Regions from separate parts of the Mus musculus genome. Here all the other regions are linked to region 1. The links are chromatin loops, found by intact Hi-C in ENCODE. Cell type or tissue: heart. All regions are shown on one strand. Region 1 overlaps Gap43 (growth associated protein 43). Region 2 overlaps Zbtb20 (zinc finger and BTB domain containing 20). Region 3 overlaps Zbtb20 (zinc finger and BTB domain containing 20). Region 4 overlaps Zbtb20 (zinc finger and BTB domain containing 20). Region 5 overlaps 4932412D23Rik (RIKEN cDNA 4932412D23 gene).

Region 1 (5,000 bases):
TATTTTTTTAGCTAAAGTATCTATAACACTTATAGCCGATTCCTCCTTTAAGTGTTAAAATCATCTGTTTCTTTTCCATGACCTATTTCTGAATATCCTCTCTCTCTCTCTCTCTTAAATTCTTTTTAAAATTTTTTTATTGGTTATTCTATTTATTTACATTTCAAATGTTGTCCCCCTTCCTAGTTTCCCCTCCAAAACCCCACTATCCCACCCCGTTCCCCCTACTTCTATGATGGTGCTCCCCCACCCACCCATCCACTGTCTTAATTCTTTAGCATCAGATTTCAGGCAACCCTACTTCAACTAAAAGTGAACAACTACTTGATTCCAGGCAGTAAGAGAAAAGAAGAGGTGAGCTTTAATATCCCCTGACTTTAAACTTAAGCTATTTCCAAACTTAACACATTGGAGATTCCAAGTAAAGTTTTAGAAACAAATTTACCTAGGATACCTCATTAAATATCCTACCTTAGGTAGGACTTGGCAGGCCTGGATTCAACTCTAAGCTATTCTAAAACTTCTTGCTGGGTACCTTTAATGATACATCCAATCCCAGACTACCACAAGATATTTACAAAGTGATGCATTTTAAATGATGCAAAGGACTCATCTTACAGAAGAAAGTATGCTATGAATAACTAGCTGTTGCATCAGTAGACAGAGCACTGCAGCAGCTGTTGAGTTAGGTAAGTGTCCTCTTCGACTGTGACACAGGAGGGAGAGTACAGGTCTTGGAATTGAATTTGAAGCACAGACATGGTCCCTAAGGAGCTCTGTCAATAGCTCAGTATGGGTTTCATCATTATGAAATGATCTCAGAGACGAACCCAATTGGCATTAAATGGTTTGCATATAAAGTTCCTACAATGTATTTCCTTGAACATATAGCAAGTGTTTAATAGAAACTGACCAATTTTTAAAATTTTTTTTTAAAATCTGAAATTATTGGAAAACATTATTTTGTACCTTGGTACCAACCCCCTGACTTTAAAGAGGAAATTAATGTACAAATATGACTTAATTTATTGTGGTCAGCTAGAGAGAGACACATAATGATATACCGAGTCTCCTGAGAGTCGGAGGCTATTCTACTTGGCCTACTTTGGAGCTCAGCAACATTACCAAGTACTTACATTATCAGTGATGATTGAGCCTGGAAGTTAGCCAAGGCCACCAGGTAGTGAGGGTAGGATTAATTTAGGCTGCCTGTAATTGGTCCCTCAGAAACTGCAATCTAGGGATTTGATAGACAGAGTTGGAAACTCTTGAGAGAAATGGGTAATATGCTCTTTCTAGGTAAGTACAAGTATAATGATTTCAACTTAGATTTCAATCTTCTTAGGAAACTTAGATGTCACTTTGACCGAGGCATAGCGGGTCTCACAGAGTCCTTTCATCTCCTGGAATGGTCTGTAACATGTTTTACTGTGTGTCAATATGGATGAGAGTTTGGTCTTTCATCAGCTATTCAGCTGGGACCAGTTTTCAAAACTGTTCAGCCCACTGTACTCGAACAATCCCCAGGACGGGCTGTGCGTGTGTGTATTCTAATGAAAAGTGACGTGTCTTGTAGGATCACCTTGAACAGTCACATAATGAGTTAGGCTCATCGTGGAGGAGACAAGGTAACCCAAGGAGCTCGTTTCATTGTCATACAGATAACTTTCCTTTGCTAGCAGGTGTGACTTACGCAAGAGCTCTAGGCGTTGTAAAGAATACTGGTATATAAAAGTAAAAAGAAAAATGCTGTTGTTCAGTGTACAATCTGGAAGCAATGTAAGGCCTTTAAAAAGGAGCAAGCAAGCAAACAACAAGCAAACAAAACGAACTCCTGGCCCCAGAGCTATGTGAAAGTATGTGTTTGACTGGAAACACAGTCTAATTGCAGAGAGTAAGTTCAGATGTCACCAGGGTGGCAGGTATCTGAATGAAGGAAGTGAACTTAATTAGGCAACATTGCTATAGCACCAGGGAGGGGAAGGTGACTGTGTTAGACCTTAAAATGTTCAGACCTGAAGTGATTGGGGCTTTAAACTAAACAATGGCAGATGCTTTTGCTACATTAAAATAGTATGACAACTGATGTCATAGTATTTTATGGATTCAAAGGTCTTAGATATAAGATAAGACCTTATCCTATAGAGATAAGGCCACTGCAAAGCATTACCTGCTCTCGAAATCCATTTCACAATGTAACATTAATTTTAGTTCATCCACTCCCATGACTTCATGACTTTGGTAAACAATATTTCTAGACTTAGATTTTGGTTACCTTTAAAAGGACTTAAAAATACAATTAACTTCAGAAAGGCTTCAAAGTAGGACCTTGCCACAGCAAATCGTTCCTGAACCAATTGTGTGCTTTGCTTTGGATTCGTGGCTGGTCCGCAGACCTCAAGGTCGGGAACAGTATTACTCTGTTGCCCTCTGCTGGGGAAAAATGGGAAGTTCACCAAGAAACAATGGCGCCCAGGCCTTTTCAACGCAAGGAATTTGGGTGACACTGAAGTCCAAAGCAGCCTTCAGGCACATTCATTTAATGCTGATCACAGGCCTCCCAGTCAGGTACACTTCGGCATTATGTCTGTATTCCTTAAGTAAAAGGAGTAATTGGATTTTTTTCTGCAAGAGTGTAAAGCTAAATTTTAAAAGTAGTTCAGAAAAATAGTCCGGCTTTTTCCTTGGCTTGAGCGCTGGGGGCTCCTTTCCAGAGCACCGTGTGTGCTTCATCGTGGGTGGTGAACATCTTGCCACCAGAATAAACTAGGGTGGGGCTCCGAAGTCATTTCTAAGCTCTGTTCGATTTATTATTATTATTTTTAATGGCGAGGAAATGTGCATTGATACTCATGACTGATTTCTCTTGTCTCAAATTATCGAGTTAATGCCTTGGTGTTAAATTAGATTGAGAGTGTTCTCTTTGGTGTTCCTTTGGTTTTCTGCTCAGCTGACTTTTTTTCTCCTGCTAGAGGTGAAAGATTCTCTGTAATTAAGAAAGGGGTGGGGCGGGTGCTAAGAGATAAAGAGAGAGATGAGCTGTGAATTGTCACGTGTGCAAATTGATGACAAACTTCTCAAAGAAAACGATGGGAGCCAAGTGAGGTAAGAAAAAGGGACATTACATTCTAATGGTCCTTTTTTATTATTATTTTAAAGGATCAATAATATGTACATGATGCTCTGCCTGCGGTTTCCATAACAACCCGCCTCATTGAAAGACGGCAGGCTCCGCAAATCTCCAATTATCAGCCTTCCAGGGCTTATTAATGGAGCCGAGGATCCCAGTGAAGCAGGCAGCTCATTGTTGGCACGTGCCTGGTGGGCTGGCAAGAGGGTGGGAGCAGAGTGAAGTGGAACTGTGTAGCGAGCCAGCAGCCATTTGTCCCCTGTCGCTTCTGGGGGGTGGGGGGAGATGCAGCCACTCAAGAGACCTGAGCACATCTTCTGAAGCCTCCTGGGGCTGTACTGATGTGGCAGGCAGCTGAGGGCGGAGGGTGTAGACTGCCCTTTCAGCTACATACCAACCGTCATCCTCCTGTAGTAAATCTACAAGAATATAGTACTTGCTCCATTTGTCTATTGAAGTCCCATAATTTATTGAGGATTCTTCACAATAACAATTGTGACTCTGTTCCCAATGCTATCTATCCCAAGTCTTAATTAAAATGTGAAAACAACCTAATTCGTATCTGATCACTTCGAATTTGTCAGTCCTTGGTCTGACAATCATCTATTAGGTCCTTACGAAAAGTCATTGGAAGAGCAAAGGACTTAGTAGAGAATACCGTTAATCTTAGCACTCCAGAAATAGAGGTGAGTGGAACTCTGAGTTCAAAGCCAGCCTGGTCTACAGGGAGAGTCCCAAGACAGCCAGGACTACCCAGAAATCCAGTTTCAAAACAAAACAAACAAACAAATAAAAACAAAGCAAACAAAAACACCAGAAAACCAGTTTTTAAAAGGAGCAAGCAAATATAACACTGATGAAAACTATAGATTATTTATGCTTTTGTTCTAGAGTAATTGCTAAATTCTGTATATGTAGTAACTTCCTGAAGCCACAGTCACTCTGTGCTTAGGCTATTATTTACTTTTATAGATACAGAAGGGAGCAACAAAACTTCATGTGTGTGGATGGATCAGAGTCTCAGTCTCTCTCCTCTCTATAACCCTCACATTAATACTTTTATTTTCCTATAAAATAAAGTCAGATTAGAATAAAAGGGACCAACTGAGCTCTATAGTCTAATGTGATTAAGGAAATGGTTACCCTAATGTTTGATTAATAATTGCTATCTATGTTATTATTGGATTTCCAATTGGGGGAGGTTTAGATATAATAAAACATATGCAACATTAGAAATAGAGTAATTGCAGTCATAAAATGTGTCAGGAGCATTATACAGATATCAGTTTTTAGTGTAATGCTGAAGTATTAGTTGATAAAGACTTCCGTTTGACAGAATGTAAGATCATCTGGCTTTGTAGCACAGAAATGTCTGCCTTAACATTTTCAATAGTCCTTTTCACACACCACCACCGAAATTCAGCGTAATCACAAAAGAAATCTTTTGGGGTCCTCCAAAAATAAAGAAGTTTGAGGGAGTCATTAACTATTCAGAATCATGAGACTGCTTTGAAACACCTGAGTATTACATTAAGCAGAAGAATGGAACGTGGCCCGCCTTTGCAGGGACTCAATCTGCGGCTGTCACAATGTGCTACGAGACCAGACCAGCCTTGGCTGGATCCTCACAAAATTGCTCAAATAATACTATTTGTGAATTTGGACTCTAGGACTTGGAATAGAATTTGATAACCGAGTCATCTTTTCCAGGATAAAGTGATAGGTGCATTTACTGCTTAGCCATCTATGTGCCTCACACACCAAACAACCCTACCAGGGGGTGTTTGTAGCTGAGGAGGCTGAGGTGTAGAAAGGTTACATGAGGTGATGAAGGCGCCACATTTAGGAAGTGACAGGTTCCAGATTCAGA
Region 2 (5,000 bases), 640 kb before region 1:
TAGTATTTGTACACTGTTTTTACTACTCGTGAAAGCTTTACAGACATGAACTCACTCGTTTAATCCTCACAATAACTCTATAAGAGTTTATAGGAAAGGTAACATCTACTATTGCTTTTTAAAAATTATAAAGGCAAACTTAAAAAGTTAAGTGAATTATCCAATCCTAAGTTTATTTGTGTTTTCAGTGATATGTGGACTTAAAACTCAAGCATAAGTTCCATACAAAAACATGTGAAACTTAAACCTTAACTCTGACTTTAACAAGTTATGAATAAAGTTTAAAATAGCATGAAATAATATGTAGGTGGCAAGTAGTTGCTCTTTAAAAATATTCTACTTATTTTATAGCTTAAAAGAGAAAGATGGTGGTAGCCCAATCAACCAAACTAAATATTTAATAAAATGCAAAATCTTACGGTGCCTCTCTCTTATAATTCCCATGCCCACTTTAAATGTAACCCTGTAAGAAGAGCTTTCTCTTCTGAGTCATGAGATAACAGGTAATATTTTCAACAATGAGTAATTTAACTTTTAGCTATAGTAGTAATTCAAAAACTGAGATGTCAAAGGTACAAAAATAATGTAAACACAAGAGCAGGCCTTCCAAAACTCATGAGTTGACACCCTTCAGATCAGCCGGATCAGTCCAATTCTTTTATGCACTGATGTAGGAGGGCCAAGTATCTCATTCACATTAGCACAAGAATTTTGTTGTGAAGCTGAAATTAGAAACCGAGCATTGACTACTGCACAGCCAACCATAACACACACACAAACAGAAAATGTCATTTTAATAAGGAGCACTCACAAAAAGGGACCTATCATGACTGCCCTCCAAAAGACCCAACAAGCAGCTGAAAGAGTCAGAGGTAGATAGTTGCACCCAACCAATGGACAGAAGCAGCTGACCCATTGTTGAATTAGAGAAGGCTGGAAGAAGGTGAAGAAAAGGGTGATCCTGTAGGAGGACCAGCAGTCTCAATTAATCTGGACCCCCGAGATCTCTCAGATACTGGACCACCAAACAGGCAGCATACACCAGCTGATATGAGGCCCCCAACATACATACAGTAGAGGACTGCCCGGTCTGTGTTCGTTCAAAGATGATGCACCTAACCCTCAAGAGACTGGAGGCCCCAGGAAGTTTAGAGATCAGGTGGGGTGGGGTGGTGGGGACATCCACGTGGAGACAGGTGGGTGGGGAGGAGGTGTGGGAAGTGGAACAGTTAGAGGGTGGATGGGGGGAATAAAATATGGAGTGTAAAAAAATAAATTAATTAAAAAAAGAAGAAAAACTAAATATATACATATATATATACATACATATATACATAATATATATACACACACATATATATATGTGTATATATATGTGTGTGTGTGTGTGTGTGTGTGTATAGTATCAAAGAGAAAGTTAGAGAGGATTGTTTGAAAAGGAGCTAAGTCAAAAGGTGTTCTTCCAAGAGAAATTCTTTGAAAACCATTTAAATCTTGGAGAGAGAAGGATAAAGTAAGTGTGTATATGTGTGTGTGTGTGTGTGTTGTGTATTATGTGTGTGTGCAAAATAAATAAATGTGTCATAAGCTGCCCAGTATAAGTATTCATGTGAACCTCAAGTGACTTGAGTGAGTATTCTGAGTACCATAGAAGGTTCCAGAATGACAGACAGTCATACATAAGTCTCATCCTCCAGCCCAGGGCTTACACAGCCTATATGCTCAGAAACAATGACAAGTGAATGTGAGAAGTGGTATTACAAGGGATGCATAGAAAAGTTCCCATCAGAATTCAAAAGAAGAAATAGCTTGGTGTCTGATGTGCTTAGTTTCAGTTTTATAAGCGGTAAGAACTGGGTGAAAATCTCTTGTCTTCTCCATCTCTAACTCTAAGTTAAATACATCCCTCCCTGAACTCAGCATTTTAAAATTTTCAATACTAGTATGAGAGAGGGAAATACACAGATCCTAATATTTTCTTGAGAATTAAGAATTCTCGAACACACTAAAACACTTCATACGTATTTTTGTAACATTAATGCAAAACCAAGGCTTAGAACAAATTGCAAATATTTTTCTGAATGTCCAGTTGTTTCCTTTTCACTGGCTCATGCATTAGTTACTCTCATAGCAACAGGGACACAAGGTGGCACTGTCGTGCTGACATTCATTCCAGGCCCTTTCTAAATGGACAAATTTGAAAGAGGCAAGAGGGGCTATTGTGGCAGTTAAAACCAGAGTTGTGATGCTGGCCTCCCAGGTCTGCCAGGACTTACAGGGGCTAAGGAAAAACAAATCTTTTTGAATTTCATGAAAATCACATTATGATTTTATAGAAGACAGTGTATTCTCTGATGGCATCGCCTAAATATCATGTCTGTGTTCATAAAATGTTCAAAGGCATCCAGTTCAGCTTTGCCAGTAGAAACTCAGAAGTGAGCGGTGTACCACGGATAAGCTGTGGACACGGACCACCTCTCCATCTAGTGGCCAGTGGGAAAGAGGAGCCATGGAAGCTAGGCTGCACTCCACTCACTTAAAACTTACTTAAAACTGTCTTTTCTCAGACGACCCGCAGGCAATTAAGTCCTTCAGTCTGTCAAAAAAATAATTTTTGGTTTATTGCAATTATTGAGTCATTAAATATGACCAATAATATATCGTGATATTTACTTAACCCTGATCCCACCACCTCAAAGTTAAAGTGCTGTGCTCTCTCAGACCAGAAGCTCTTTCTACTCTTCCACCATTGCAAACCCAAACTTCCTCCATCCACTTTTAGCTTATAAACAGAAACTATGAACAGAGAGAGCTACAAATAAAGCTACCTAAAACAAAAATCACACTGCTGAAGACTTAAAAAATAGAATCAGATAAGTTTTACTGTTTTACTGTCAAAGAAAAAAAAAATCCTGCAAAACAGAGATTGTGACTTATTTAAAAATCACAGTCAAAAGAAACAAGGCCTCCAGATTTAGCCACTTAAAACCCTTTCTTGCATTAATTAATACCACCTGATTCCAGAGGAAGAACTTTGTAGCAGACTGTAGGGTTTTTCTCAACATACCAGAAAAAAAAAAATAGTTTTTAAACTTTTGTTCATATGTTTCATGGCCAACTGATAGAACAAAACTATTGAGTGTAGGTACTGAAGTATCTATATCTTCATATTGGTGGGTATGCTGAGAATGTAAGAGTATAATTTTTTCTTAAAAGGAAAGAATTATCTGGATCTACTCAACATTTGCAAAGCAAGCACCAAATGGGCAGGATGCACTGAAGAATGGGCTATTACAACCTGGATTCGGGAAGCTTTTATGTAAAACAAAACCTGAATCCATTTTGTCTGATGGAAAGTTGAGAGGGTATTTTGGTTGCTGTTTTATATAAAATTATTTGGCTTTGTTTTAAGAGAAAACACACACAAACTTGGTAGATCAGTTCACCCACGTTAATTCCGCTTACGGTGCTGCTTTGGTGACTGCTTTGTTAGGAAGACTTCTTACAGAACAAATATGAAGATCTATCTGCTCAGAGCTCAAACCCCAAGGATTCAAGGACAGCAAGAGGCCTGATACTGAGAGTCCCACTCGTGTGAGACGCTTTGACTCTGCTATAACCTCGCAGAAGTGGCACCATTAGCATCTGAATCGGGATGAACAGAGTAGTTAGATCTATTGGCTTTAGCAGGATGAAAACGGAAGCTGTAGGAATGGGTCAAATAGCTTTTTCCTAAGTTGGGCACAAAGTATTTTTCTTTCACCAACTCCTCCCATTCTCAGTATTACTTATTTCAATTTCCTTCTTAAGCACATCTATTTCTTTTCCTTGTAGCAATGAAATGAGGGAATAAAGATCATTGCTGATATAAGAAACCACAAAATGGTACAAGGATTTTACTTCTTTTTAATCCTATTTGAAACCCAAGTGATAAGAATATATGACCAAGAACATAGGGACAATGAATAAATATATAAAGAGCAGGGGTGTATTTACTGAATTAAGAGGAGTTTAATGTGTCCAGTATTTTAAAAAGAAAATAAATCACCACGAAATAGTGTAAAGCAACCCTCCCAACAGCATTTGCCTGACTTCTATTTAGACAACAACAAAAAAGGCTGTCTACGTAAGGTGTTTTTATTTTAAATGACAGTCATACAGTTTTCACATGTGCATATGAGAACCAAAACAGTTACATAACCTGAAGAAGCATCCTGCTAATTATTTTTACTAATGGCTAAGTTGGCATACCCATACGAATAGAAAACACTCCTATAATCTTTGTCAGTTACATTTGCTGGAACGATCAAACTATGAAATGAATTCACAACAACAGATTACAATTAGATTGTAAATCCATATGATATTTTAAAAGGAAAACTAAAAACAGAAACTCAATTTAATAGAAAGAGAAAAACTAAAGGCTCCTAAATGTTAGCTGTTAACATTTATATAACAAATTTTATGGTTTCAAGATAGGTTCACATTGAGTTTCTTTAAGGGCAAAATAACACTATGTAATTTATAATTATTCCCATTTGTATGGTTTTCAATTTATTGGGCATCATTTTATTCTTCTAACTGCAAACTCTACTATACATGAATATATTTTTAATATAACTCCTTACATTAGTAGTTTAATTTGAGAACTTTTCAAATAAATTCTTGATTCTTAACTGCTTAATGTGAAATATGAGCATTAAATTCATCTTATCTGAAGACACAGATGTCTTCAATAGCAAAGCTACTTCTTATAGCAGCAAGGCAAACAGTATATGATAATCACGACCCTTTCAATCAGCTGTGATGGAAAGCACTCAGAATTCATGAAAACTGTGCATGGGTCCATCTGCCAACTATAGGAACTGATCAGTTTACTGTCCATGCTCCTTTCTTCTCGACATTCCTATGTAGAAAAGCTGCTAAGTTTGTCGGGATTAAAGTGGTTATGTAAGAGCTGCATTGCTTAACAGAACTACAAAACACTGCCTAGAGTCTCA
Region 3 (5,000 bases), 1.3 Mb before region 1:
GTCTGTCAGGTTGGTTTAATTTGATTCTCATTGTATTCTCAAACAGAATCTTTGAACTGATTCAAGAGCCTGGTCATTTTGCAGATTTCCACCTATATGGTATTCATTACTCACTTGGGGGCTAGGATGGAAGCTTGCTGTTGGTGGAGTCTAGGGCGTGCTAGACCAGCTAAGTACCACTGTGCCATGGTCTCCCGACTGCACTCACTCCACATTCTCTCCTTCTGCTCATCTTACAAAAGTTCTCAAGTCACTGGGCTTTTCCACTCACCAAACCTTACAAACCTTCCCTGAAACTTATTTACAACTCTCCTTTCTCTGGGACACTTCACATGATTACTAGGGTTTATGCTGAGTTCTTCCTTTTCCTGCTTTCCACTGGTTTGGAGGTATAAGTAGAATTATTAAATTTTCGTTTGTTGTTATAGAATGAGAAGGCGTTTATAAGAGAGTCCCATTTCTCCTCCTCCTGTAGATCAGAAGCATTGAGTGTTTGTATATGGACATGGGCTCCCTCATCCAAAAGAGCTGTGGTTTCAGAGTTTATTAATCCCTACAAGGAAGGGTTTTCATTCTCAATTTGGTCTTCTAAAGGGAACTAATTAGGACTCTTTCTAGGATATGAAGGGGGGAGTCTGATGCTTTGAAGTCAGATTGAGGTAATATTACTGAGAAGAAAAATCATCATCTTCCTTTAAAATATTAAAGGTAAGCAAGCGATGGCTCATTTCTGTGGTCACAGCATCCTGGAGGCTGAGGTGGGAGACTTGTCAGTCCAAGGTATGTGGTAAGACCCTATCTCAGCAAAGGCTCTCACAGACAAAACAAAAGAGAACTGAAACAAGTCAACTTGCACATAAGCCTTTGTGGAAAATGTCTTTGCATATTTTGGGGGGCTAGACATAAAGGGACACTAACTGTTCTGAGAGAAAGAGTGATCCGAGGGACTCAGGCTCCATGTTGAGGGCATCTATAACCACAGAGAGTGGAGTAGTTCCTAGAAGCCAAAAGGATCAGAGAGTCAAGCAATGCCAACTACAAAGCTCACTATGGACCAAGGATGTGACCCCTTCCCTAGATTTCCCATGTCTTGTACAAATCTGGGGAGGGGAAGACAGTCTTGAGACTTCATTAGGTTTCTATATAAACTGGTCACCCAGGAGTCTTAGGTTTAATTTTCTTAAGAAAAACAAGGAAATGGTTCACATATTTGAATGTTTAAGAATATAGCTGTACTTTACACACATACTAGATAGTTTATAATGACAGTAAGTTAATGCCTTCCCCATTTTCCCTTGTGCCTGTCTTACAGCCATAAGACAGCTCTACCTTACCTACTGCAAATACAAGTACAACTCTAACTGTAACTGAAAGAACACAGGTTGCTAACTGGATCCCTGACACTGTCCCACACATTCCCCCAAAGGGGTAGGTGTTCTCTTTGGTTACTTCTCCATAACAGACACTGTACAGACACTGCTGAGAATAAGTGGAGCTCAGGGCTCATTTGCTCTGAGGTGAGCCTACCCGTTGTTCCAGGAGGTCCTTCTAGTCCCTGGTGGCCCACATCTGTTCTTCCTCTTGGGTTTTGTTTTTAATTTCCTTACTCTCTCATTAGTTAATAACCATGGCTCTGTCTTCACCATGAACTTATGGTTTATGAACTTACCTCACTTCTTTTAAACCACACTCATCTGTTTATTATTTCTGATCTCTGTTAAGTTATTCTCAACTTCCTGACTTCATCTGTCCTAAGAAATATTCTACTAGGCCCTTCTGCCACTGACGATTCAGTGGATGCCAAAGATGGCGAGCCACGTTTATATGAAAGGGAAAGAGACACCTAGTCTGGAAAGTGAGGTAGAAAATTATCAGGCTCCACTCTTGCCTGACCCAGGGAAACCAGTGCTTGGTAGTAGATGCTAGAAGCTATCTATCAATGGGTGCTGACAACAGCTCTTTATATTTATGTTAACAGTGTCGGGGATTGTTTAGAATATTTTCACTTGCTGGCCACTGGGTGTCCTCATTTACAAAGTAAATATGCAACATTTAGTGCAGGTCACCAGGGAGAATAAAAGCCACTAGTCTTCTCTTTGGCTTTTCACATACTGGGTCTAAATTTATTGCTAAACTCACAACCAGGTTGTATATTAGTAATGTTTAAAAGTTTTCAGGTCAAACTGTTAAAAGTTTTTAAACCAAAAACAAGTTATTCAGTGTCCAGACAGGAATTTAAAAGGCTGTTTCTTCACAGAAGGGACTGTGATGCAGCCATTAGAATGAGCCCTTATTCCTCTGAAAACTGGCATGAGACTGTGACTATCTGCAGAGATCCAGCATAGAGAAGCAGAGAAGATCTTAATTTATTCTCAAAAAGAGAGAGAGAAAATACCAAATATCTCTATGGGATATTTGTTAGATTCTTCTTCTTTTTTTTATCTTGACTTTTCTGAAAAGTAATTAAAAATAATAATGAGAAAGATAAAATATGTCCTTTGTCTGAGAAGCCCAAAATAATGTAAAAAATAGCACAACGTGCTGGGTCAGCATCATGACTATTAATCATTTCACATTTGAAGCCAGAGAACAGAGTCGGGCCTTTGTGGACCAGTTATTTCATCTATAAATGAAGATGTTTATGCTCCATGGGGTTGTCTTGGGAGAAGCCAAGCAGAGTCCTAAGGCACACTGGGCTCCTGGGATGAGAGACTGCATATGAGAGGGGCTGAGGACATTAATAACATTCTGTGGTTGCATCACAGCTGTGGATGACTTCGCTCTGATGGCAGATACGAATCAAGGCCAAAGCTTGTACAGCCAACAAATATTTCCTGGCTTGGTCATTCTAGGGCTCTGAGGTCGACATGCTCTTGCAACCACTTTCTATGCGTGCTGATCTGATTTTCTGCTTTTCCACAACTCTCCCTGTCTCCTCACTTTGCTTATAGTAATGAAGGAATTCTTTCCTTTTCACGCCAGAAAATATTTCTGCCCTACAATCCTGCTAACTCCTCAAAGTGGAGACAGAGCTACTATTAAGAGTAGAAGGGGACTTGCCTTCAAATGTCATACTTGGCTAATTAGCTAATCTTTCTCAAAAGTAAACTTCGCTGGGATAATTTTTTCACTAGTGTACATCTCTGCTTAATTATTATTCTTTGGCATGTCATTTTGGTATATAAATTATCAACATGATCCTGTGCCATAACTGGTAATTTATACAGATAATATCAGGGAAAGAGGAAGCTCTCTGAGCTATTCACTGCTTTTCAGAGATAGATGGTCTTGCCTTTGCTGGCTTTGCTTACCAGGGTTTTTGCTTGTAAAAGACCACCCACTCCTGCTGCCAGGACAGCAATCTATGGCTCTTAATCAATAGTTAAGTGCACAACAATGCACAATAGCTGGGTCACTCTCATCCTGTGACTGTACAAAAGCTTCACAATGCCTTTGCAGTAGATGGAGAAGTCTCCACTTTAGTTTAAAGATCTTTAAGTTCCTAGGATTGAGACTATTTTCCAAGTCTTTAATTAGTAGAGTCATGTTTGAACTACTGTAACCTCGAAGACACATATCTGCAGAGTCCTTCTGATCATATTTTACCCTAAGAGCTTTCCCACTTTGGCTTCCTTGGTTTGCTCCTCTAATTTCACTTTCAAAACTTCTTGAGGCTCAGTGGCTGAACACTACACAGCATGGGCCTTATCTGATGTGCCGGCGCCTGGTGTGGCCTAAGACACACTGGTGTTTTGTTCTTACAGTACGGAACTGATGTTCTGAAACCTAGACTCCAACACAAAGCAGATCATTAGCTCATTTAAGTGTCTCTTTCTTTCCTCCCAGCCTCCTCCTACCCACCCCAATACTTCCTTAGTCTTATGTACTGGCAGCAGATGGCAACCATATTCCAAAGCTGAGTATATACAAAATCATGCCATGGAGAACAGAGTGGCTTCAAAGTTAGCCTTTCTATTCAAGTGGGATGGCAGAGACTTCTGGAACAGGGGACTCATCTCTCGTTCACTTAATCCTCTATTCATTCAGCCAGGAATTTGTTTTCTTACACATCTTTCTACTGTCCAGCCAGTTGAAGGAGGGTGGGTGTGAAGCAACTCTCTTGAGGGCCCCTCCAGCAGGAGGGCCCTAAGATTCTATGCCAAGCTCTTATTTCCCTGGGCCAGCTCTGCCTGCTGCGGATCCAATCATGCCATTCCCAGGGGAGGAGCTCTGGAGCATTGTGTGTGGGGGCTGGATTTCTCAAGAACCATCTCCTTGCTATACTAACAGTCATATGCTGCCTTCGCCAGACAAAGACTGGACCTGGGAAGATGATGAGACAAGAAAGAATGGTTGGGGCTGCACAAAACTGTACCCCATTTGACAGTGATGGAAAGCAGAAGTGGGAGATCTTTCCTTTTAGTTATTGCAAGGTTTTCTAGAGCTTTCACCCAATCATCTGTTTGAGCATCTTGTGAAGAACATCTATTTTCATATCTATGAACAAACAGGCACCAGATTATATTACAAAGTTGACCTTAACCCTGCCATATTGCTATTAAAATCAAAACATGTAGCGGTCTATGATCAAGAGAAAGCACTCTGTTTTCCCAGCATACAAACCTGAGGGTATCTGGGATGCACTTTGTTATGTAGGTCTGCTGAGTGGAAAAATTCAATTCAATATTATAACCCTGCAATATGCTCAGTAGTACAGTTCCCTGAGCTGCCCTATCTCCTTCAGTCATCCATTCTGCAAACACTGGCTGAACACCTACTATGGCTAAGCACTTTACTGGATCCAAGAGATGAGGAAATGGACAACAGCAGAGTTTGCCTGGATAAAACAGGCATTCAACATTTTAGCTGGGGCTGACCATTCAGCGGCACAGCAACTGCCTAGCAAGTGTGGGGCAACAGGTCCGCTTCCCAGAATGACAAAAATGAATGTATGAATAAGTAAATAATAAATTATTAAAATAAGGAGTTACAAGAACTGG
Region 4 (5,000 bases), 890 kb before region 1:
ATGTGACCAGGCTTAATGTAGTGTGTATAGTCTAGACATAGAAACACAATGTTGGTTAGTTTTTTGGGTCAGAGTACCTGTAAAACTGAATAGTTGTTTCTCCAGAGTCAACTATATTTAGGAAAATAACAATATACCTATTGCTGAAATTCAAGTTATAAAATCACACATTTCCAATACCTTTTTCTTGTATAGTGTCAGTTTGTTCATCTAAAAGTCAAAGAGGGTGGCCTCCTTGATAGCCATTATCAGTTCTAGCACTAGAAGTGATATTATATGTATAATATCACTCACTTTATATTCTTAAACAAACAAAACAAATCCCACTACATTGGAGGAATTGTTTAGCAGGCAAAGAAATGAAAATGAAGTTCACTAAATTAGCTATATTTTATTACAATTGAAATTAAGACATTGTGCCTTGATTTACCACATATAGTTATCTCATCTCCCAAACATTAGCAATGGTGAAAGGCATAGCTATTAAGACTATTATAACTAAGTCTTAATTATTAAAGCCAAGATGTAAACTGTGGTAATGAACTGAGAATTGACTGGAGCACAGACTCCTGCTAAACTACTATGGGATACATTTTGCCAAAATGCCAATTCTTGTACAGTAATTTTAAAGCACAAATACACAAAGAGAATGGTTATTTCCTAAAACTAAAGTAAAATAAGTATGCTAAACAGTTTGGTTATTTTCAAGAAATCAGATCATATACCTAAAAGTCTTTTTAAAAGAGTTATTGATCTGATTTCTGTTGGATAATTCCAAGAATACCTTGTTTTCTTCCCAAATTAGATAAGAACATTCAACACAGACACTGAATTTAATGAATGCCAACAGCTTTCCCCATTACTTTTAAAATTTGATTATATAATACTTCTGTGAACACTAACAGATAAAACTATCAGAACACATGAATCAGAAGCAGAGTCTCACAGGAACAGTTTCTAGTAATTCTAGAATATTAATCTGACTGAAGGGTCAGTCACAAGTAAACAGTGTGGCACAGTGTTTCTAGAATAAAGAGATCTCATTACATAACCATGGATTTATCTCCTGTCTGGAAGCAACCCAGAAAGTAACTTATTCCCTTATACAAGAGTGGAGACAGAGTAAGAGAGGGACTAGTAAGACACACACTTTCACTCTAAGCATGAAGAATTGTCCAAAATCAGTGAGAATGAGCGTATGTGATCACATTACAGCCTCTTTAATAATGGGGCTATTGTAGCATATGGACACTAAAATGAGCACAAGGAGTCTCTGTTGTGCCCAATACTGCCATTATCCACTTGAACCATCTTGCCAAGTTGCTTAACATTTAGGTACACCAGGGCTTTGCTTCTGTTTGTCTGAAGTGGAAAGATCTAGATCTCTAAGTTCCCTTCCAACGGTGGCACTTTATGTCAACTTGTTTATAAATTCAAGTAATAATTAACCTTGTATCAATTGTTATATAACAGTTACTAATCTAAGTGAATGACATATTCACAGCTCAAACTAACACAGTTAAGACAGTCTCTTTATATTCATCTTTCTAAAATACAAGAGTACATATATAATTATATTTACTCATTCTTTACATTTTAGAAGTATTTATTTTTCAATGCTCATCAATTATTTATAAAATTCAATTTAATCATTAAATAAATGTATATGGTATACTCTGGTCAAATCTAGAGTTTTGTTATCTACTCCTCACATGGTCGTCATCCCCCCAAATCACCTTAATAACCTTGGCCATATTCCTCATATTGGAAATACAAAAATGCTCCTGGCTGTATTATAGCAGATCTCAGAGTACAAATGATTTACAGACTTCTATTGCTTATGTTCCCTTAACTAGTTCTGAAAACCATTTTAACAGACAATAAAGTTAGTTGGCCATTGACTGGTCTTTTATGAGTGAAAACAAAGCCATGAGAACGATGGACCCCAGGTCCTAGCCCTTTCACTCGGAGACACTTTCCAAGCTTGCCGCCTTCGCTGGGATCTGCTGATCACTAAGGCCAGACAGTAGGAAGCCAGGGTGCACACACTGGAAAATTAAAGGTCATTAGAAAGGGATGGTGAAGGTCAAGAGGAAGTCCCTAGGCCTATCACAAAAGTCTCACTAGAGGGTGCTCTTGGGCTTTTATGAGTTCTCCAGTCTTCAAAAATAAAATCAAGTATTGCTTGGAGAACATAGTCTGCTTCAGCATAAATTGGACTCCATTATGGAATCCAGATCTTCTACTTCAATACAGATATAAAGATGTAAAAAAAACCCAAACCTTTCACTTGTAGTCATCTTGTTCTATGGGTTGTATACATAAGATTTCAGAAGATCTTTGGGGTCTCCAGGTCGACATTCCAGTAACACTGAACATATACTCAAAATCCCTTTTTACTTTCTTTTTCTTTTTTTTCATTTACTTATTTATTCATTTTACATACCGATGACATTTTTAACAGCTGTTTTTTTTAAAAATGATATTAGTAGTCTGTGTGTGCGGATGCTGTGTCCAACACCAACAAAAAAAGGTGGCTGGAGAGACAGCTGTGGGTGCTGGGAACCAAACCCTTATATTTTTGGTTGTGAGCCTAGCCTTTAAAGGCTGAGCCATCTCTCCAGCCCATCAATATTTCTTGACTCTTCTTTACATATAAAATAATTTTATGGTTTTTATATATCACAATAAATTTTAAAATCTACTGCTTGTGCTAGAATTTGTCTATAGATATGGTCTTGCATTTTTGAATTTTAATATTTATATTATCATTCTAATGATTCCTTCTTTCAATAGAGCATATAATTTCCCAACCTGTATTGAGAAAATAGAAATGGTTTATTACTATGTTGCATATTTTTAACATTTATTATATTTATTATATTAGGAAGGACAAAATGGTTTTATCTTTACACATTAAAAAGTAGAAATGGCATGTACAAGATCATGATTTCTCTAAAGACCTAAACTGACTAGATGAGTACTTTATCATTGTGAAATAAGGATTCTCTGCTCTGCTTCCAGTCATTCTGGTACCTGCAAAACTTGTCACACACACTGTCAGATATGGTAGCTTTAGCATCTTTAGGTTTGGCAGTGGAACTCAGAAGACGATTTGGATTACAAAGATTTGCCAGAACTTCCAATTTAGCTAAACTTAACGATTCATTACCCCTTACCTGAATTATGCTCATGAGTTTCTCTTTAAAATCTATCTGCTTGAATATTTTTGACAAAAAATTTCAAGGTTATATAGTAGCCATTTATAATGCATGAATCAGTTTAAAATGTTAAATTCTCCATTTGATATCAGATGCATCTGTACTCTACGGATTTTAGTTCCACACTCAGCATCTTCAATGGATTGGAAAAAGTATGAAAAATTCCAAAAGTTTTTAATTTTTCTCTCTGCTCTTACAATGTTGTCATTGACTTATTAAAGACCCTGCTTTATGACACATCATGTAGCTTATGTTTACGAATTTGATACATGGTATTGAGCACACATATATTTAAAGTGTACTTCATTCAAGTTAGGTATGAATGAGCTTAAACCATGCTATGAAGAATTGGCAAAATTCCCATGGATACTGTGAAATAAAAAGAATCAATGAAAAGACGTAATTATTTTAGTCCTAGATATAATTAATTTGTGGGAGAGGTCATTTCATTTCAAATACATGCAAGTTTCTCCAAACACAGGTCAATGTTTGCTGGATAATGGTAGAAAAGACTCATTTGGTTTGAGTTTGCCCACTTTGATATTCATCTCTATATCACAGTTAAATAAAATGTTTTATAAATTTGCATATCTGCAAAAAAAAGGGCTCAAGCTGAGGCAGAGTGACAAGCATTGTTGATTTGGACATGAAAACCTCTTAACTACTCTTAAGTGTTTTTCTGTGATTTTTTTTCTTCTAATCTTTTTTTTTTTTTTTAAACCAGAGTGAAAGAAACAGAAAAGTTTACCTGAATTTATGAATCAGATTAGTAAAGATTTTTAGTTAGAGGTGACATATGGAATGTAAATCCCACACAATTAGTTTACAATCAGGAAACAAATGCACAGAAAAAGTTACACCTCTCTGTACCCTGTGCTGTTAGTATGCAGTGGGTCTTGTTTAGCTGAGGTTGAGTTCCTAGACCACTGCTCTTTCTACTGCACAGCTTCCCATACTGCTTGGCGTTTCATAGGGATTTGTATGGCATGTCATAATTTCATTTTGAGTTCCATTGAAATTTCAGAGAAAGAAGGCAAATTGTTTTCTAGTAACTAGATCTTGTATGTGGGCAACACTCCTAGGCTTCAATGATCCCCATGACAGTCTAGGTCTACTGGCCTATGAGGATGAACACTCATTAAAAATGTATGCATCACAAAGTACAATTAATGTTCTTCCTGACAACAGGGGCCTTCTGTGTCTCTGCAGTTACTGCCCTCTGCCATCTTAAATCCAAGAGGCACCCTGTATTTCTCTGAAAGTCTTCCCAGCATGAAAGTACTGCTTACCTTGGAGGAACAAGAGTGCAGGTGTATTCTCTGCTTAAGAAGACACACTAAACCAAACTCTGAACTTACAGAACAGGTAAATTAGGGGGTGATTATTCGCATTATAAAAGGATTCACCACAGGATGCTTTTAAATCATAAGCTGTTCTACTGCATTTTAAATAAGTTGATTTACAAAGCTTCCTTTATAAGCACTATTCACAATTCAGAGTTCAAGGTCCTTTATCCAAAAGCTGTGAGGGATTGATAGATATAAAGTCCTACTTATTATTACCTCCTAGGCCATGCTTTCTTTTTTATATAAGAAAGTAATTAGCATTATAATCCATATTTGAAAAATTAATGATTTTTAGTCTTAAAATGTTTAGTATTCCTGTGTGCCTGGCCCAGTGCTAAGCATTTTGGAGACTGTTATTATTTGCTCCTCCTCACCAGGAACCTAAAAGATTAGTACAATTACCCTAATTATAGGTGAGGAATTGGAGCTCAGA
Region 5 (5,000 bases), 510 kb before region 1:
GTGGCAGGGACAAATTGAAGCTCAGTCGCCTGCAGAGCTTCACATTGTTCTTCCAGTCATTACTCACTTCTAAATTCGAGCCTTTGTGACTTCAAAGTCATAGGATCATTTCACAGTTGGAGTAACTAAGGCAAAAAGAAATTAGGTAGCATACTTCAAGTTTCACCTTAAAGACTGCCTAGGACATGGGTCTCCTGACTTGGATCAGCAAAGACATTTCCCCAGTAATTGAAATTTCTTGGGATCAGTTTGCCAGGCCTTGTTTGCTTCACATTTTAATGTAATAAATTCTCCTCACAAAACCTTTCAAAAAAACAGTATGTCTTTTATTTATGGAGATTATAAGATAATTGCATCATTTCCCCCTTCCCTTTTCTCATCCAAACTCTCCCATATACCTCCTGTTGGGCTGTCTCAAATTCGTGGACATGTGGCCATTTTTGCAGATGAAGATCTAAAAATTGGAATTTTACTGTGAAAGTACCCACCTTACTCCACAAAGCAGGCTTGCATGCATGAAATAACTTTATTGTTTGAGTGTTAATATATCAGCGGCCTGAGAGGGGCAGGAAGAAGAACATGTTCTTTTTCAAGGAGAGTAGTTGCCTGGTAGTTGCCATAGAAACTGGAAACCGATGTACAGATATCCTGCTAGAAAATTTCCACATATTGAAGATGTCTTGCTGTCTGATCGATAGCTAAGAGAGTTTGATTAGCTTCATTAATTAAAGCAGAGGTACCTACAATGGAGAGAATGTGTCTTAGCTAATATGCAAATCTGTTTCTTGGGGTCTGAGAAAAATATCATGTAAGTGTTTTTAATGAAGCATAATGTACACAAGTGCACATATCATAAGCATAGAGCTTAATGAGATGCCTCATAGTGGATGCGGCTGTGCCTCTGATTCAATAGTAATAATATCAAAAATGTTAGTAACATTCTAGAAGCAATTTGTGTGCTCCCTTCTAGCCAGTGCTCTTCCAAAGAGGCTCCTAGCACTGTGTGTGTGTTACTTCACTGTTTGGAGGCTCTAGAGCAAGGGAGCATGCAGCATGCAGGTGTGTGTGTGTGTGTGTGTGTGTGTGTGTGTGTGTGTGTGTGTGGTTTGTTTTTTGTCTTAAGTCAGTTTTCTTACATTCAACATTACACCTGTGTGTAACATGACTAGGGTTTTTTTTTCCTGTACTTTTTAATTTTTATTTATTTATTTATTTATTTATTTATTTTATTTATTTATTTTGGTTTTTCAAGACAGGGTTTCTCTGTATAGCCCTGGCTGTCCTGGAGCTCACTTTGTAGACCAGGCTGGCCTCGAACTCAGAAATCCGCCTGCCTCTGCCTCCTGAGTGCTGGGATTAAAGGCGTGCGCCACCACGCCTGGCCTAATTTTTATTTTTAAAAGTATTTTTTTGTCTATAACATGTATTTTAGTGCTTGGTGCCTATAAGCAAACCGAGTATGCTTCCAAGTTTAAATGATTCTAAGATTAAGGAATGACAGCACTTATTTGAATTTCTTGACATTGGCTCACGCCTTTAATCCCAGCACTTGGGAGGCAGCGGCAGGCAGATTTCTGAGTTAATCTCATCTCATTAATCCCAGCCTGGTCTACAAAGTGAGTTCCAGGACAGCCAAGGCTACACAGAGAAACCCTGTCTCGAGAACCAAAACAAAAAACAAAAACAAAACAAAACATAAAACAAAACAAAACAAAATTTCTTGACTTGAAACCCAAGCTGAATTTATGAGTTCAGAGAGAACCAATTGTTCATAGCCATAAACTATAGTGACGCCAGCTAGAGATTGCTTATGTATTGTTGAATACCCACTATGCATGAATCTTTGAAGGTATTCTGATAGTTATGAAGGCAAGTAAAGGAGGAGGAGGAGGAGGAGGAGGAGGAGGAGGAGGGGTGGCAGTGGCTCATATTCTCAAGGAGTCTATCAGTCTTATCGGGGAAACAGAGCACTAAACTCAAATGATTATTCCAGGCAAAATTAAGAATCTACAAAACAGAAACAGCTGAGAAGATGCAGGCGCATCGATAAAGCATGACCCATCTCCCAGAAACCTATAAAAGTCCCATTGAGATAAACTTTGAGCTTCCTCTAACCTTCCAGCTTCTAAGATTTCATTAAAATTCTCTGTACAAAAGTAGGATCTTTATTCCCACTGGCTAGCCATTAGAGTTTATGGCTGTTCAGCGTATCCAGCACTTAGTCAAGAGGGGGCAGCATTCATCCTTTTTCTGAAACGAGTAGAACTCTGGCTGCCTGTCTTTCTAGGAAAAGAATACTTTAATCAGATAGAATTTCAGAGCATGCATATATTTTATGCCCCTGTTTTAATTGTTTGTTTATAGAGATGGTAACTGATGTGTACAGCTATGTTACTGAGACCAACAAATGAGTCCTGTTTAAGTAAGTGGAGCTGTGTCAGTGCCCAGAGATCCCCTTTCTCTGCCTTTGTCCCTTTCCTGGGCGTGGCAGCCTTGCTCAGACTCAGATTGCAAAAGGGCGGTGGCTGAAATGAACAAAAGAATTCAGACTTCTACTTTTCCCCAAAGAAAAGGCCAGCCAAGGGGAAGCCCCGGGAAAAAAAGGACTGTGTGTCTCCCATTGTTCTAACTATCTGATGCTTTCTTTCTTTTTCTTTCTTCTGAATGTTTGTTTACCTTAAACCTGTATTTGTAAGCATTGTTATTATAATAAAGGTAACTAAATAATCCCACTGGGGATTAGTGGCTGCCTTCTGTTTTAGGGGTGGTCTCCTTATCAACCAAGTAACCCTTAGAGCCCTTAGAGTTAAAGCAATGCATAGTGCCTGGTAGTTCTTTTCCAGCAGAAGCAGGGGCAGGGGCGTGGTAGTGAAAACTGAGAGAGGTTTAGCTGAAGCTATCAGACCACGTGTCTCTCTGACCTCCAACTGCCAGACCTCCAGATAACCAACTCCCTTTTGTTAGTGAGCCACTTTGATTTTAATGAGAGACATATAACCCCTCCCATGTTTTACGTGATTGACTTTGAGAAAATCAATGTTGATGGCCAAAAACGCCAAATTAACATCAGAGTAGATTTCCTTATACTGTATACAGCCTTAAATAGCCCTCTGAATGACATTTTGTTTTTTATTTAAGGAGTAGACCTTAGCCAAATGTCCTTGAATGATAAAAGAGAGTTGGCCCTCCCCATAATTAGCTTTTGTAAATATCAAGTCAAGGGTCAGAGCAAAGGTCATCTGATTTCTTTCTTTTGTGTAGAACAAGGGGCTTTAGTGACCATGACTGATTTTAGATCCAGCAAAGAATGAGGTCATTGCTTTTTACACAGACTGCATTGGATGAATCACAGAAACCATGGCAGTAACGTGAATACCAAATAATAACTGATAATTTGCGTACCAGTTACAAATACGCCTAATCTTAGATCTAGTAAAATGCTTTACTCTGTCAAGGAAATGAGGCTGCGGGATCAGCTCCTGAAAGGATTGCCAGTGACCTCATGCAGCTGTGATGTGAAGCTACAAAGCACTTGTCACATGCCACAGCTGAGGTCAGAAGTAGATCCTATCCAGGGACTTCACAGAGGGCGATAAAAAAAAAACCTCCGACTTTTAACTCTTTCAGCACTAGTCACGTAAACGCTACAATATATAAAATTTCAAGCTCATTTGAGAAATAAGACAAAAAATATTTTCATTTCTTTTGAAATTAAGCATCAGGGTTTGGAAACCACTTCTACTTAAACCAAACAGTGATTTCAAATGTGTTCATCAAGTGATGCTTTAGACTTTCCTTTTTAGAAAAAAAAAAAAAAAAAAGAAATAAAAAGGAAAAGACAGAACTGCTCCTCGATATGGGGGAGGAGGGATGTCATTGTAGATGAAAGGGGGAGCTTAGCCAGACTCAGAGACATCTGGGAGAATCCCGAGTGGACATGACCCTGAGCCATCGGAGTATGGGAGGGAGGAGAAGGGAGAGGAGAGAGAGGGAACCAGTTGCAGCAACCTATAGGGCAAAGATACAAAAAGTGTGGGTAACCAAAATGGCTGGATCATATAGGGGGGAGCAATCCAGCCCCCTGGGCTAGAGAGTTCAGGGTAGGGGGCAGAGATGCAAACGAGGAAGAACTTGTAGCAGGTAGGGGCTGAAGAACGCTGGGAGAACATGGATGCCACATTTGCTTTGATATGTTAAATAGGCACTTCAGCCATTTGTCCCAGAATTTGAAATTTAATATAAACCATCCTATCTTGGGATGGTAAGGTCTGAAAAATCTCTCCAGGATGTAAACACTGTGGTTGTAAAATGAGGACAATATCAGGCGAGCTGGTACAGCTGGGCAACCCTCCCTGGACAAGGTCTTGGAGGTCATTTAATCTAACTGCCTTATTTCACAATGAGGAAAACTTTGGCCTATGCATATTATAAGATATATGTGGAATTAGTTTTCTTCCTAGTTATTTACAATGTGTTTTCCTAGGTTCTCAGGAAACATAATAAACTTAGACCAGTAGATCATTGCAAGAGTGATAAGAATGGGAGATAGGGAATTTTAGGGAGTGGGACCCTGAAGGCAGTATCTCCATTCTTGTCCTCAGCCAGAAGCTAGATTTGTCCTCTTATGCTGGCTAGAGGCCAGGAATGCCAGAAGGAATCTCTGGTTTCTTGTTATCTCTCTCTTCTCCGCAATGCATCACTCCTGCCTGGAAGCTTTACTGAGTAAGGCCAAACCCCAGTATTGGCGCTAGTCCCTTCTGGTGAGTAATTTTGGAGCTGGGTCTCCGGATTTCAATAGTGGAAATAGCTACATCTACTCCCCAGTATAACCCATCTCTTAAATGATTCCTGAGCCTTAACTTTTGAGAGGGTAATGCTAGATAGCCAGATAGGAATTATTGGAGGGCACTGAGGATAGATTCCTCTCTTGTAGTTATTTTTGGACCCATCCCTCATTTCTCTCCCAATTACATTAGAAGCAGAAATTGTCCTCCACCCCA

What was found. Peaks named below come from ENCODE experiments on the same cell type or tissue, not always from the same donor. Only the 100,000 strongest peaks of a DNase experiment are listed, where the experiment ranks them.
Region 2: it touches region 1 in a loop (4-fold over the local background); 23 of 42 quality-filtered maps call a loop at or near these places.
Region 3: it touches region 1 in a loop (6-fold over the local background); 2 of 42 quality-filtered maps call a loop at or near these places.
Region 4: a loop joins it to region 1, with 4 times the contacts of the local background. A loop is called at or near these places in 7 of 42 quality-filtered maps.
Region 5: it touches region 1 in a loop (15-fold over the local background); 30 of 42 quality-filtered maps call a loop at or near these places.

The regions. Positions count from the first base shown.
Region 1 is chr16:42,274,075-42,279,074 of GRCm38, reverse strand. The region is part of intron 2 of Gap43 (growth associated protein 43); the gene reads left to right. Among named protein-coding and RNA genes, the nearest start is that of Mir6540, 27 kb to the left of the region's middle. In heart, no CTCF peak of the experiment used is centred here; a DNase peak (open chromatin) is centred at 2,444.
Region 2 is chr16:42,912,092-42,917,091 of GRCm38, reverse strand. All of the region lies in intron 1 of Zbtb20 (zinc finger and BTB domain containing 20), which reads right to left. Among named protein-coding and RNA genes, the nearest start is that of Gm19522, 2.5 kb to the right of the region's middle. In heart, a CTCF peak has its summit at 2,150 (motif pointing right); no DNase peak of the experiment used is centred here.
Region 3 is chr16:43,590,034-43,595,033 of GRCm38, reverse strand. All of the region lies in intron 9 of Zbtb20 (zinc finger and BTB domain containing 20), which reads right to left. Among named protein-coding and RNA genes, the nearest start is that of Mir568, 48 kb to the left of the region's middle. In heart, a CTCF peak has its summit at 2,012; DNase peaks (open chromatin) are centred at 2,743, 3,753 and 4,163; H3K27ac peaks cover 718 bases.
Region 4 is chr16:43,165,786-43,170,785 of GRCm38, reverse strand. All of the region lies in intron 2 of Zbtb20 (zinc finger and BTB domain containing 20), which reads right to left. Among named protein-coding and RNA genes, the nearest start is that of Gm25873, 42 kb to the right of the region's middle. In heart, a CTCF peak has its summit at 2,119; no DNase peak of the experiment used is centred here.
Region 5 is chr16:42,779,843-42,784,842 of GRCm38, reverse strand. All of the region lies in intron 1 of 4932412D23Rik (RIKEN cDNA 4932412D23 gene), which reads left to right. Among named protein-coding and RNA genes, the nearest start is that of 4932412D23Rik, 93 kb to the left of the region's middle. In heart, a CTCF peak has its summit at 2,220; no DNase peak of the experiment used is centred here; H3K27ac peaks cover 3,035 bases.